2 separate regions of the Homo sapiens genome follow, and region 2 is linked to region 1. The links are chromatin loops, found by intact Hi-C in ENCODE. Cell type or tissue: heart left ventricle. All regions are shown on one strand.

What was found. Peaks named below come from ENCODE experiments on the same cell type or tissue, not always from the same donor. Only the 100,000 strongest peaks of a DNase experiment are listed, where the experiment ranks them.
Region 2: it touches region 1 in a loop (2.9-fold over the local background); 3 of 110 quality-filtered maps call a loop at or near these places.

What each region holds. Positions count from the first base shown.
Region 1 is chr18:77,647,191-77,655,190 of GRCh38, forward strand. No RefSeq gene overlaps it. Among named protein-coding and RNA genes, the nearest start is that of LINC01029, 340 kb to the right of the region's middle. RefSeq lists silencers at 3,711-3,760, 3,821-3,880. In heart left ventricle, CTCF peaks have their summits at 3,798 (motif pointing left) and 4,003; DNase peaks (open chromatin) are centred at 3,781 and 4,431; H3K27me3 peaks cover 1,766 bases.
Region 2 is chr18:77,474,219-77,482,218 of GRCh38, forward strand. No RefSeq gene overlaps it. Among named protein-coding and RNA genes, the nearest start is that of GALR1, 230 kb to the left of the region's middle. In heart left ventricle, a CTCF peak has its summit at 4,514 (motif pointing right); no DNase peak of the experiment used is centred here; H3K27ac peaks cover 1,041 bases; H3K27me3 peaks cover 640 bases.

The DNA of each region.
Region 1 (8,000 bases):
ACAAGCAGTTATTATTACTGTTGCATATTCACTTAATCTAAAAAGTTCTTGATGATGTCAACATTGATAATATCAGTATTTTAATAACTTATTTTTCAAATTACCTTTTATAGAATTCTTCTTTAAAAATATGTATATTTCTTTTCAAAGTTGCAAAAGTTATGGTTACAAACATTCAACATTTTCAACACTTTCAATTAACTACAATTTTGAAAAAAAGAATACTGGTGCTCCAACTGCTGAGGTACCAAGAACTCAGCCTCTCAGACCACCTGAGCCAGGGGCATCATTAGTCTGGATGTCAATTTTGGGTGGGAGGGGGCTGCCCCCCCTTCTTTGTTCAACCACAAAATGGTGAATATGGCTTTCTTGACTCAAGCCTCTGCTCCCTCAAAGAGGCCGTAACTCTACCTATTGTGTGTCTACAACATGTCCAGCGTGCTGTGACTCTCCCCCTATGGAGAGGTGGTCCTGCCTGGACTGACCCCTGTGACAGGTGCACAGGTGAATGCAGCATCACTTCCGAGCTTGGGTAGAAAACCCCGTGGAGCTCCTGAAGACTCCCTTCTGGACACGGACACGGGTGCCTTCGCAATACTGGCAGGGGGTGCCTCCTGCTGGCTTCCACGAAGCTGTCATGTGGCAAAGTGAGAGAGAGAGAGAGAGAGAGAGAGAGAGACATAGAGATTCAGATAAATGGAGAAGATAGAGACAGAGAGACAAAGATACAGAGACAGATGCAGTTTGAGAGAGGGAGATACAGACAGAGAAGATAAAGAAACAGATAGACAGATAAAGATTAAGAAGTGGGGGGCAGGCCCAGGGACCCTCAGCTGTTTGAGTTTACCTGCCTGGGTCACAGGTAGGTGCATGAAGGACGCTTCAGCCTTCCAGATGACCAGCAGACCTCTGTAAAGTCTGGCCGCGGTTTCATTGAGTGACTTTAAATAAAAAGCAGCTGGCAGTGCTTCTTCAACTCCCACATTGTAAGTTAAGTGAATGATCGTGATTGAGGTGCTGTGTTGGGGTTGTTTGTAAGGCAGCCAGCAGAGGCATCGATTACTGATACACCTAGTTTCATATTGACAGGAGAAGGCCAAAAAGCCATTCTCATTTTTATTTCTTTATAAGTAAACTCATTTTCTTGGCTAGAGTGTAGGTATTTTTTAAATCTCAAAAGTTAAAGACATTCATCAAAATCTTTTTTTCTTCAATATTTTGCCTTTTACTTAGGTATTTCATTTCTCATAATTTTTATCTTATTTTCTTCTTGCATTTATTGCATTTGGAGATTCTCAAGCATGCCTTCATTGCTGATTTTCCTTCTACAGGACTGGTTGCTTCAATCAGAACGCACATGGTGAGTTTCCGAGCCTCGGTTCTGGGCAGCGCTCCTCCCCACCTCTGCCTGCACCTGGCTGGGCCCCACATGCCTGCGACTGCAGCACCTCATTCTTCCTCGGCCTTCACAGAGCTCAGGTTTCTGCCTGTTAATTAAAACACAACCCAAGCATGTTTTACCATTTGCCTGCTGACCACTCCTCTAGCTCAGGGCCACACACATTCTGTTCTTCTTTTGTTCTTAGCATTTGACACTATTTGACACATTCGCTTTTTTAATGATGTTTTGGCTCCCTCTGTGAGAATATCAGGTCCGCAAGAGCTCGGCTGTGGTTTTGGTGCCTCTTTATGCCCAGTGTGCTGAATGCTGCCAGGCTCATGCTAGCTCCTTAAGAAGTACTTGCAATATTACATTTTATCCAATTAAATTGAATTTTGTTTTCCACAGAGTCCATTTTGAAATGTATGTTTTCATCTTTACTCTGATTTTCTTTATTTCTCCTACCACTCTCTTTATGCATTGTTACTTGATTTTCTGTTAACTGAGTTTTGAGGGAGGAGAAGTTGGCCACTGTTGCCCACTGGCTGGGTGAGTGAGTCCGGTTCTCCCTTCTTACCATCGGTTTGGTGGTTGTTGGAACTCGTCGAGCTTAAGGCGGGGATCTGTGGAGGCACACGGCCCACAGTCATGGTAGTCTGGATGCCTGCCTTTCCCCGAGGCCATCCTAAAACGCAGGTATGACTCTTTTTTTTTTTTCTTCTTTTTTTGAGACGGAGTCTCGTTCTGTCGCCTAGGCTGGAGTGCAGTGGCTCGATCTCGGCTCACTGCAAGCTCCGGCTCCTGGGTTCACGCCATTCATTCTCCTGCCTCAGACTCCCGAGGAGCTGGGACTACAGGTGCCTGCCACCACGCCCGGCTAATTTTTTGTATTTTTTAGTAGAGACGGGGTTTCACCATGTTAGCCAGGATGGTCTCAATCTCCTGACCTCGTGATCCGCCCACCTCGGCCTCCCAAAGTGCTGGGATTACAGGCGTGAGACAGGGCACCCGGCAAAATGCAGGTATGACTCTTTTGTCCACTCTGCTGTTAGCTGGAATGGACTGCTGCAGGCTTGTGATGGGCCATCTTAAAGAGGGAGACAGAGGCAGTCAGCTGAGGAGAAGCACCTGCTCTGTGAGGTGCTGGGGTCTTCCCTTCCTGCCAGAGAAAAGCCAACATCTCTAGGCTAGGTCAATACAGAGGAAGTGGGAGTCACCCCTTCACCTTTCAGCCTGACGTCCCGACCCAGTGTTACTTAGGTTTGACTAGTGGAATTGTGTCATTGTACCTGGGTAATCATGCATCAATACTGCTGATTTCCAGCAGTATTATAACTTTACATGCCTTATTCTATTGTCATTCATATTTCATTGAGAGGGTAGGAAAAGGTGAGTCAATAAAAAATAACTGCACAATACAAATCTAAAATCTATGTTGACTTAAAATGTTTAAATTACCATGTCTAAAATAAGTCTTTAAAAAGTCCCCTAAATTTAGCCACGATCCAATCTCTCACTACTCTACCTACCTACCTAAGTCTCTGTATATCTTCCTTTATAGACATGCATAGAAAGACACAATCCACCCACCCACCCACCCATTCATCCATCCATCTATTCATCCATCCATCCATCCATCCATCCATCTATCCATCTATCCACCCACCCACTCGTCCCCCCTACCCTTCCACCCACCCATCCTCCATCCCCCCCACCCATCCACCCACCCACCCATCTATCAATCCATTCATCCGCTCACCCACCTACCTATCCACCCACCTATCCATCTTTCCCTTCCTCCCACCCTCCACCCATCTATTCATCCATCCATCCATCCATCCATCCATCCCTCCACCCATCCATTCACCCACCCACCCATGTGTTCATCCATCCACCCATCCATTCATCTACCCACCCATTCATCCACCATCCATCCATCCATCCATCCATCCATCCATGAACCCACCTACCCATCCATCCATCTACCCACCCATACATTCCCCCCACCAATCCATCCATCCATCTACCCACCCACCCATCCATTCCCCCCACCCATCCATCCATCCATCCATCCATCCACCCACCCATCCATTCCCCCCACCGATCCATCCATCCATCTATCCATTTATCACCCATTTATCCATTTATCCGTCCATCCATGCATTTATTCGTCCATCCATCCATCCATCCTCATGTCTACATAGATAGAGACACATGTACATATCAATATCTCTATACAGAGGAAGAGAGAAACCTTTTTTTGCAAATTAACCGCCGTACTTTCCTTCCCAATGTTTGTGTGGAGAGCACACGGTTCCTGCGTCAGGACCCTGCAGGACGCGGGCCGAGGCTCCCAGCTGCCGGCCATGCCCTCGGCTCCTCTCCCGACACGCGCCAGCACTGCCCCCTGCTGGCCTCCCGGGAGCACTGCCCGCTGCCGCGGCGGGAGGAGACCCGGGAAGAAGCCGGGACCGCGAGCAGCTGGACGCTTTCTCCCTGGGGCTCAGCCACACATTTTAGTCACAGTTACAGACTACGGGGGATTTGAAGCCTTCGCTTTAGTTTTTATTAAGAAACATTGAAAATTCCATGGCTTGCATTTGATTTTTTGTTTGTTCTTCTTATTATTATTAAAAAATATATACAGAAATTGGTTGCAAGGAGCAACCGTAGTGAGGAGCATGGTGACGAGCATGGGTTTGGCGCCAGGTGCACCTGGTTTAATTCATTGTTGCATCATTGAAAGCTAAGACGAGTTTCAAACCCCCTCCCAGCCTTGTTGCTCTCATTTGTGAAATAGAGATAATAATAATGCTTGTCTTACAGGGGTTTGTGGGGATTAAATGTGATCAGAAACCTAAACAGCCTAGACATCATCCATAATCAATAAATATTAGCTACGACTTATTATTCATGCCTTTAGTTGTTAGTGTAAGTCATCATCCCGCCAAGCCAGGTGACCTAGGTGGGGAAGGAGGGAGAAACCCCTTGGTGTGCCCGGCACGCTGCCCACCCGAGGAGACCCCCAGGCCTGCCTGCCTCACTTACCCGGCTCCTGCTGCTCCCTGACCAGGCAGAGGCAGACGCAGACGCAGACGCCGGGAGGCCGACGGACAGGCTTATCCTGAGCCTGCTGAGACCAGGTGTTGCCCCCTTGGGTGAGGACACGCAGGAAGGGTGAACACATGAGGCTATTCTTCAGAGAGAACCCTTGATGTAGTCTGGAAAAATCCACAAGTGGGTCTACACCAGCAAAAAAAGAAAAAAAAAAAAAAAAAAAAAAGTTAATGCTGCAGAGGCTTCAAGTTCTGTTTATAGACACCATGAAATAGACCTGGTTCTTACTGGAATTTCTCCACCCACAAGAAGGTCACAAGAATGTGTCAACTGAAGCACTTCATACATAAAAGAGATACACAAATAAGTAGTATACTCAGAGATCTGACATGTTACATATATATATTTAATTAATAAACCTACTTGCTCATCATCATCCTGTCTGTAACCTCTGGGTGTTGAATGGATATTAGAACTTCTGTAATCTACAGTCTAGGTATAACTCATAAATTTTATCCTCTGAAAAGGTAATAGGAACATACATGGAGAATGCCAAGTCCAAACAGATTTACTCCTAAAATATCACAGCACAAGGATAACATTATAGCACAAGGATAAAATCATAGCACAAGGATAAGCTAGGTAACACAAGTTAAGAGAGGCCTCAAGAATGTCTTTAAGTAGTTGCCGTAAGCTTGTGAGGCTGTGCTGGGAGTGCCTCAGCTTTTCGTGGACTGGTCCTGGTGCAGCTGTGGTATGCAGAGGGGACCACTGACCAGCCAGTTGAACTCTCTGAGATCCCACATCAGTCAATTGGAGGTAGTAATGTTTACTTACATCTGGTAGACCACTAGGAGAACCTTATGCAACCATTGCACTGACGTGTGTAAGGATTATTTTATCCCTTGGAAATGCTGATGACATACTTTAAGTGAAACAAAAGTAAAGATTTATAAATATGATATGATTACAGCAATGTAAAGTAAAATAAAGAAGGAAAATGAAGCAGTAGTGAATTCAGCCATGGGATTATCAATAATAATCTTTTCCTCTATATTTTATAAAGTGTATTTGCAATGTTTCTGATGTAAAACATATTAATTTATTATAAATGTAACATTACCGTTTGTTTAAAATGAGCATCTTTGATTACAGAAAGAATAATCCTTTATCTCTAAACAATAGGCTTATTTTAGAAATAATACAGAACTTTATCGAATATCTTTAGATTATCTACTCTTACGGATATTATTTTTGATCAACAGATATATTCTATTAGGCTATTAAATCAGTCTTACATTCCCAAAATTAAGATGTTTTATGTTATTATTTTAATATCCTATGAGGCTCATTCAATATTTTATTTATAATTGTTACATGTCTACTCGTAATTAATGTTGGTCTTGTCAGATCTTAGATATCAAGACTTCAATAGTTTTATAAATAGGATTGATTTTTGGATTTTCATCATTATGTGTTTTGAAATAATTATTATAATTTTATTTAAAAATGTAACATTTTGTAACTTTTTTTGTAACAAGTAAAATTTATTCCTTGATAGAACTCAGGTAAACCAACTTTAGGTATAGTAACCTAAAACTTTAGTGGAAATAAACTGTGATTACTTCTTCACCCCCACCCCCAACAAGATATACACATATTGGCTTTATATTTCTTTTTGATGCAATTTACAGTTTCATAGAAAATAGTTTATTTATGAATATTTAAGATAAAGAGACTCAAATCCTGTATGTTTTAACATCCTGCCATTTTTCATGATCTAACATAGCAATGAGGAGATTAGTTTGTAATAATGCATTAGCTAAGAATACATTATACCTATAACATATATTCAGATTTCTGGAATAATTTTCAACGAGCTTGGGTATCGTGTCAGTCAGGATGCCTGATCGATAGGAACGGGAAGGCCATCACATCAGTCATATAACAACTTCACTCACACACACGTCTTGTTGTTGTTGTTTTAACTGAACAACAAGCCGTGGGTTCCAGGGACAGTGATGTGGCTTTTGTCTCTGTTCCCTGTGTCTCCCGGTCCCACATCCCCATGTGTGCTGGCTACACCCGAAGACTTGTAGCCGGTTAGATGCAGCCTTTCTAAGGGCCACAACCAGATGAGAAAATACCCAGACGCAAAGAAGAGTCTCAGTTTTTTTCTTGGACGTGAGAAACACTTCCCCAAAGCTCCTGATCAGATTCCTGCTCCCACCTCACTGGCCCCACGCCCGCTTTGACACGCTTGGCTGGGGTGTGGGGCTACCATGATTTGACCCTGGCATCTGAAAGGGATCATGTGTCGGGGTCACCCCAGGACCCATGACCTTCCGAGGCTGGGTGACGTGCCCAGGTTCACAGGGAGCCCTGAGAGGTTATTCTCGGTGCCCGAAGCTGAGGTGCACAAACCCCACTGCTACCCAGGCAGGGACAGGTGCCCTGCACAGCGAGGCGTGGATGGAGAAGCATCACCCTCCTAAACATGGGCCCTGTCAAAATCTCTGGGTCTTACATGGTGGGCTGCCTGTCACAAGGCCACGGTGTGGGAGGCACTGCAGAGAAGGGTCAGCTGAATCCCGATATATCAATTAAAAAGCCCTAAGTAAACTGCCCTATCCCAATGCTGCACTGGGAATGTGTGCTTCCATCACTGGCCCCCAAACTGGATTGTATTCTGAGTAAACCTCCCTAGAGTCCCTTCTTTCTCCTCCAACCCTAAGATGAATAAGCACTAAATTCTCCCAGCAGGTGGCAAGAGGCAAAGGCAAGAAGAGGGGCTTCCTGTCCGGTTGTGCCACTGGCACTGACAGATGATGCTACCTCCTGGCTCCGGATGCCCTGGTGCCTTCTGGAGTGGCCCCACTGCTTCGTGAGTTTGGCTGAATCTGTGGGTTGATGAAGAGGCTTCTCTGGCTTTCCTTTTTTTCCACAGTGAGCCGCTCTCCCTCTCATCACACAGGGGAAACTGTGGATACTCCCTGGTTGCCACCAGTTCGGCCCCATTTCCTGACCATCTTACAGTGGCTGGCAGAATAATGCTTCTCCTTCTCCCACCAGAGATGCTCACAACGTCATCCCCAGAAACAATGAATATGATGATGTCAGCTTGCAAAGGGGGTAGAATTAATTATGCTAATAGGCTGGTGTTAATTTAGGGGGATTATCCACATGGACCCAATATACCCATGGGACCCTTTAAACATGGAAAGAGAGGCTGAGGGCTGCAGCCAAAGAGAGATTGAAGATGCCAATCGGTTGCATTGACTGCGCTTCTGGCTGAGGAGTCCAGGTGGCCTCCAGGAGCTGGAGAAGGGGAGGGGCTGGGGGCTCTCCTGAGCCCCCAGAAGGAGCAGCCTGCTGACATCTGAGTACCAGCCCATGAGTTCCATTTCAGACTTCTGGCCTCCATCACGGGAGATCATGCATTTGTGTTGTTTCAGGCCAGCAGGGGTTTGCAGCAGGTGTTCCAGCAGCAGAAGGCAGCAAATGCACCTGCGTTCAGTCAGCGAAGGATGTGGGCTGAAGGCTCTTCCAATGGGCCACTTGG
Region 2 (8,000 bases), 170 kb before region 1:
TTGCTCACGACATAAAACAATCTCATAGGAAATTATCCCCCCAGAAACACTCAAAAATTCTAGCTTAGCCTGGTGGCCACATATGAGGGGCTGACCTCCCAGTGCCTTCAGATCCCAGGATTCCTGGGTTTTACCAAGACATGTAAGAGGGGAAAAGTGACTCGTGAGTGACACCTCAAAATACAATTCTCATTAAGCAGCACACCAGATCCAAAACATCTTTCCCTTTCAATCTTTAATTTCTTAAAAAGAGAACCCAAATTATAGGTAGCTGTCCATCTGAAACCAAGTCTTCCTCCTTAACGGAGATTCGTCCTTAGAAACTGCAGCTAGATTTATGTCCAATACTTATGGCACCACCTCCTGTCAATATCTAAAAAATAAAATGGTGTTACTTAACCCATAAAAAAGCCACACAACAGCCAAAATGATACACCTTTAAAATATCAGAATTAATTGATTTACTTTACAATGAAAAGTACTGGCTCTAAAATGAAACAAAATAATTGGGAGACTTCCTTCCTATAGTACTTAGAAGCATCTACAAGAGGCTCTGACAAAATTCTTTCCATAAATGAAGAAAAAAGCTCCCTAAAATAAATGAATAAATAAGCAGCTGAAGCTGATTCTCTCCTGCTTCATTTCTTCTCTTCCCCGTCTGAACCGTCTCACCTGCACTCACCTTTGCCTCCTTTGATCCCCTCCTCCCACTCTTGCTCTTCTAGCTTAATCTCAGAAACAGCGAATATCTGGCAGAGGAAAGCCCACCTTAGTTTATCAGCCATCATCAAAAGTAAACCTTAAAGACATAAGAGATTTCCTGGCTAGGCACAGTGGCTCACACCTATAATCCCAGCATTTTGGGAGGCTGAGGCAGGAGGATCACTTGAGCCCAGGGGATTGAGACCAGTCTGGCCAACATGGTGAAACCCCGTCTCTACAAAAAAATGCAAACAAACAAACAAGCAAATAGCCAAAAATGATGGCATGTGCCTGTGGTCACAGCTACTCGGGAAGCTGATGTGGGAGGATCGCTTGAGCCCAGGGTGTTGAGGCTGTCATGAGCTGTAATCATGCCCCTGCACTCCAGCCTGGGTGACAGAGCAAGACCCTGTTTCAAAAAAAAAAAAAAAAAAAAATCTAATTTCCACGAGGATCCTATTGGTTTTGCCAGAAAGCTTAAGCTTAATATCAAAGTTACAAGGACCCTATTGGTTTTGCCAGAAAGCTTAAGCTTAATATCAAAGTTACCACCCTGTTTTTTCTGATCTATATCAACTAGTTCACATGTTAATTTTTTTAAAGTAAAAATTAAGTAGCTAGACACAAAAGAAGGGGTTTTTAAAAATGTGTCTTAGCTACTTAATTACAAAAGAAGATCACACATGTGCCTGTGAGGTTACAAAGACTTTGCTCCAAGCCATCCATTTAGTCTTCCAAAAAGTGGTAGACGAGAAGAAAATATAGCAATGTTGGCAAAATCCAGATAAATCAATACTGACATAGGTTGAGACATTTAAAAACATCTTTAAACAATATTGAAGATTATCTAATTTTTTATACCAGTACCATAGTGTTTTGCTGGCTATGGGTTTATAGTATAGTTTGAAATCAGGTAGTGTGATGCCTCCAGATTTGTTCTTTTTGCTTAGTCTTGCTTTGGCTATGTGGGCTCTTTTTTGGTTCCATATGAATTTTAGAGTTGTTTTTTCTAATTCTGTGAAGAATGATGGTGGTATTTTGATAGGCCATTGGAACAGAATAGAGAACCCAGAAATAAACCCAAATACTTACAGCCAACTAATCTTCCACAAAGCAAACAAAAATATAAAAGTGGGGAAAGGACACACTTTTCAACAAACGGTGCTGGGATAATTGACTAACCACATGTAGGAGAATAAAACTGGATCCTCATCTCTCACCTTATACAAAAATCAACTCAAGTTGGATTAAGGACTTAAATCTAAGACCTGAAACATTAAAAATTCTAGAAGATAACATTGGAAAAACCCTTCCAGACATTGGCTTAGGCAAGGATTTCATGACCAAGAACCCAAAAGCAAATGCAATAAAACCAAAGATAAATAGATGGGACTTAATTAAATTAAAGACCTTTTGCACGGCAAAAGGAACAGTCAGGAGAGTAAACACACAACCCTCAGAGTGGGAGAAAATCTTCACGATGTATACATCTGACAAAGGACTAATATCCAGAATCTATAACAAACTCAAACTTTAGCAAGAAAGAAACAATCCCATCAAAAGTTGGCTAAGAACATGAATAGACAATTTTCAAAAGAAGATATACAAATGGCCAGCAAACATATGAAAAAATGCTTAACATCACTAATAATCAGGGAAATACAAATCAAAACCACAATGCAATATCACCTTACTCCTGCAAGAATGGCCATAATCAAAAAATCAAAAAACAGTAGATGTTGGCATAGATGCTGTGATCAGGGGACACTTTTACACAGCTGGTGGGAATGTAAACTAGTACAACCACTATGGAAAACAGTGTGGAGATTCCTTAAAGAACTAAAAGAGGTAGAACTACCATTTGATCCAGCAATCCCACTACAGGGTATCTACCCAGAGGAAAAGAGTCATTATATGAAAAGGATACTTGCACATGCATGTTTATAGTGGCACAATTCACAATTGCAAAATTGTGGAACCAACCCAAATGCCCATCAGTCAAAGAGTGGATAAAGAAACACACACACACACACACACACACACACACACACACACACACTGGAATACTACTCAGCCATAAAAATGAATGAGTTAATGGTATTCACAGTGACTGGGTTGAAATTGGAGACTATTATTCTAAGTGAAGTAACTCAGGAATGGAAAACCAAACATCGTATGTTCTCACTGATATGTGGGAGCTAAGCTATGAGGATGCAAAGGCACAAGAATGATACAATGGATTTTGGGAAATTGAGGGGAAGGATGGGACAGAGGCGAGGGATAAAAGTCTACAAATAGGGTGCATTGTATACTGCTCAGGTGATGGGTGCGCCAGAATTTCACAAATCACCACTACAGAACTTACTTATGTGACCAAACACCACCTGTACCACAATAACCTGTGGAAATTAATATATATATATGTGTGTGTATATATATATATACATGTATATAATTTGAAGATATTTTCCATTTTATATAATCCAAATGTATCAACAATGAGATTTCAAAATGAAAACCACATAGAAACATTAAAGCAAAAATATTACTTAACCTGTTAATAAATCATAATTTCTGGTTGTAAAGTTCTATGTGCAAAAATGTAAAAGAAAAAAATTGAAATACAATACTGGCAAACAACAAAGATTATCTAAAGAAAGTTATGCTAATCATCAAAATGATATTCTCAGTTTCAATTTTATAAATAGAGTAGATAAAAAAATTGACAATAATAAAAAAACAATGTCTGAGTTGGGCAATTTCTCAGACTCATAATTTGGTTAACCTTGCTGATCAATTACTTTTAACTGAAAGAGAGAGAGAGAGATAGAGAGATCAAACAAAAAAGACTAATAAAATTATAAATCTACAATTAAAACAACTATCCACTTAGTCTAGACCTCCAAAATACCCCCCAGTAAACCTCAAAACAGACCTAACTTTCCACTTCACAATTGCTACAAAAAACCCGGACACTTAAAAAATGCCAAAAACTAAAACAAAGGAAATAACAGCATGCAACAAAAAAAATAGGGATACTCCAAAAAAACTTCAAGAGACTTTTCCCTTCCTTCTTACTAGCAACCTGGGAGAAATAAAAATTATTTTTTTAAAAAAGATACAAGCTCTGTTGACACTGGAACTACATTATCTCGAATTAATCTCACATTGCAGAGTCTCTTTTCTCAAAATTAACAAACAATTCAAATGATGGGTGTCAACGAGTACTCCTATATTGGTACATAAATTTCAGCCTATAGCTTTTCAGCGAAATCTTTCTCAGTCTATAGCTTTACAGCTAGATCTTTTACAAGACTCATATTTTTCTCTTAGTTCCCTCAGCCCCATCCATTTAACAAAAAGAAACTTTAAAAAATATACTCACATTTCTTTTTCCCCAAATGCAGGCATGTGTTTAGAATTAGAAGACAAAAATGAATTACTAGATATAGTGAGTTTTTGGAATCTGATTCTCTTCATTTACAAATTGCAAATTATGTTACCAAAGAGGACATTAAATTATTGAGTGATAAAGAATTACAAAAACTGCTAAAGGCATACTGGATTGTCTGTGGTCTGTCTTTTGCTGACATAAAAAACAAGAAATCTTGAAGATGATAATTATATAGCCTGAGCCATACTTGAGTTAATGTTGACTGCATCTGGCTGTAAGTCAACAACATGGGAAGAAAAATCTTTATTTTCATTTTCTGTCATCCGAGAGTGAACATTTTGGCTTAACAGATCTACCCCCTTGGATGTGGAGAACACATACTTATTGATTTGTACATGAGGCTTTCCATTAGCACGTGAAATTAGCATGGATTTCTTTTTTTGCTCTTCGTTGATGTACCAGTAGGGGGTGGATCCACATCGGGTTGGTGACTCAGTCCTAGTCTCCGTGGAATAGTGATTACAGGAAGTACAGGAGCACACACTGTCCCTCCCCGCTTTTGGCAATAATCCCCACTGTTTCACAGGAACTGAAACAGAAGCAATAATTTTGTCCCCTTGGAATAAATGGTTCTGAATAGTCAAGATGGAAAATATAGCACAAAGTCATGGCTTTCACTACAAAGAGCTGGGCCTCTGCAGTCAGATAAAAAAGGGTTCCTGTATTAGTTTTAACACGTTTTCTGTGTAACCTTGAATATATTATTTAACTTCTTTCAATTCATTCATCTATAAAATGTGGCTAGAAGTACTGTCCTTGTCTGGCTGTTCTGAGGACCAGGAATAACATACATAAGATATCTGGCACACGAAAACTGCTGTGTGTACTCTTGTAAAAATAGACCGTGTATGATGTATGCCGAAAACCCATGAGCTTCTCCCTCTCCTCTGGAAAGGAAGTGAGATTTTGTAAAGTTGTATGAAGAAGCACTTTGGTCTGGCATAGGAGGAGGTTTTCCAGACTTAGGAAGTAAAAATACCAGATACCCAGTTAAATTTGAATTTCAGAAAAGAAATGAATAATATGTTTTAATATAAGTATATCCCATGCTATGTATGGCATATACTTGTTTAACTGGGTGCTCTGTACCTTATATGGCAACCCTATGGGAAACTGTTTTGAAAAACTTTTTTTTTCTTTTCTTGGACTATTCTAAGGTCTTATTCTTTCCTCAATAGTCTCATCCTGTGTTTGACAATGGTGGTGCTTGCTGAAGCAGCAAACTGTAGTGATGGCCTGGGCATAAATGCCCTGTTATTGGAGCACTCCTTGTTCTTCATTTGTGATACAGTCTACTACACAGGTTTGCATATTGTTACAATTCAATTGGTTAATAAATATCATGGATTTGGAAACATGACTGGCACTTAATAAGTTTTCCAAATGTTAATTATTTCTATATTTAATTTATTTTAGTATGTTCACTTTTTTCACATTTTAAGATTTTAAAATTTGAAAGTGTGTTTGAATTGATGTCGATTTACAATTGCTGTTGGCTTGGCGGCAGTTGTAATGTAGGAACATGCACAAACTTGAACACCACTGTTCATATCATCATGGCTTCACTTGAGTTATATGCACCATTTGAAAAAACTTCACTTCTTGGAAAAGAAGGCATGGCAGGGGATCTCAGAGGAATAGCGGGGAATCTCAGAGGAACATGGCAAGATAAGTCTTTCCCTTAGAAAGAAATCCTTCCAAGGCTCAGAGAAAGAATAGAAAGGCTGGGCTTTCATGGATAAAAGCCACCGGAGTATGAGGAAAGCGTTAGTTCTTGGTGCATTTTCTTTTTTTTAAAAATTTTTATTATTATACTTTAAGTTCTGGGGTACATGTGCAGAATGTGCAGTTTTGTTACATAGGTATACACGTGCGATGGTGGTTTGCTGCACCCATCAACCCGTCACCTACGTTAGGTATTTTTACTAATGTTATCCCTAACCCCCCACCCCTGACAGACCCTGGTGTGTGATGTTTCCCTCCCTACGTCTATGTGTTCTCATTGTTCAACTCCCACTTATGAGTGAGAACACCCGGGGGTTGGTTTCTCTGTTCTTGTGATAGTTTGCTGAGAATGATGGTTTCCAGCTTCACCCATGTCCCTGCAAAGGACATGAACTCATCCTTTTTTATGGCTGTATAGTATTCCATGGTGTATATGTGCCACATTTTCTTTATCCAGTCTATTATTCATGGACATTTGGGTTGGTTCCAAGTCTTTGCTATCGTGACTAGTGCCGAAATAAACCTATATGTGCATGTGTCTTTATAGTAGAATGATTTATCATCTTTTGGGTATATATCCAGTAAAGGGATGGCTGGGTCAAATGGTATTTCTAGTTCTAGATCCTTGAGGAATCACCACACTGTCTTCTATGATGGTTGAACTAATTTACACTCCCACCAACAGTGTAAAAGAATTGCTATTTCTCCACATCCTCTCCAGCATCTGTTGTTTCCTGACTTTTTAATGATTGCCATTCTAACTGGTGTGAGATGGTATCTCATTGTGGTTTTGATTTGCATTTCTCTAATGACCAGTGACTGTTGTTTATAAGGTACCCAGTCTACAGTATTTTGTCATAACAGCCAGGAAAGATAAGACAATCTCTCTATGCTTCAGTTTGTCATCTGCAACATAGGAATTATAATAATACTTACCTCTTTGGTTTATTGTGAATATTACATAAGTGAGTACGAGAAAATCACTTAGAACTTTTCCTGTCACATAGTAAGTACTAAACAAATGCTAGCTATTTTATTCTTACCATAACGGTAGTAGGGCATACTGTTGAAATATAAAATCTAGAGCCAGACTGCCTAAAGTGAAGTTCCTTACCACCACTTCCTAGCTTTTTTGTGTATGTCACTTAGCTATGCTTAGGCTCAGTTTATTCATCTGTAGGATAAGGCTAGTAATAATATCCATCTTAATAGTTGTTGCAATAATAAATTATTAAATGTAAAACGCTTAGAAGCTGTAGTCCCAGCTACTTGGGAGGCTGAGGCAGGAGGATCACTTGAACCCGGGAGACAGAGGTTACTATGAGCTGAGATCGCGCCACTGCACGCACTCCAGCCTAGGTGACAGAGTGAGACTCTGTCTCAAATAAAAATAAAAATAAAAATAAAATTAAAAAGACACTATATGTCTATATGTCTAAGTACATCTAGGAGATTTCTCTAAATATTATAACTCAAAGTGAGAAGAAAGCATTGGGTCACTTCAGTTGGTCTCATTATTTTTTGAAATATCTGTATGACTTAGAACCAAAGGAATTTTAGAATCTATAAATGAAGTATTGTTTATTTTCTCTAGCCTTGCTCCCACTAAGAATAATGACACCAACATTCCCAGGGGATCGTCTTCATTCGGTTGCTTTTATTGAGCACGGCCTTCTCTTCTAGGCACTTTGTGTTAAGCAAAGGATGAAAAAGCAAAGAAAACAGAAGTGAACCTGACATTGTGGACTTTTTGTTCTAGGCCTGAGGTCAAAAGAGGTCAAAAGGTTCTAGGCCTATGAAAGTCCAGATGTTAACAAGTTTAGGCTTTCTGGACTGTACAGCCTCCATTGCTGCTACTCAGCTCTGTCACTGTATCCTAAAGACAGCCATAAACAGTGTCTAGATGAATGAGTGCAGTTTTGATGCCAAAAACTTTATGGACACTGAAATTTGAATTTCCCATGCATTTTTAAATATACATCACAAAATATCCTTATTTTGATTTTTTCTGCTTAGAAATATAAAATGCATTCTTGGCTTTCAGGCTGTACCAAATCCAGAGATTGGCCATATTTTGCCCACAGGCTATAGTTTTTCAGACCCTGTTCTAGAGGATGAG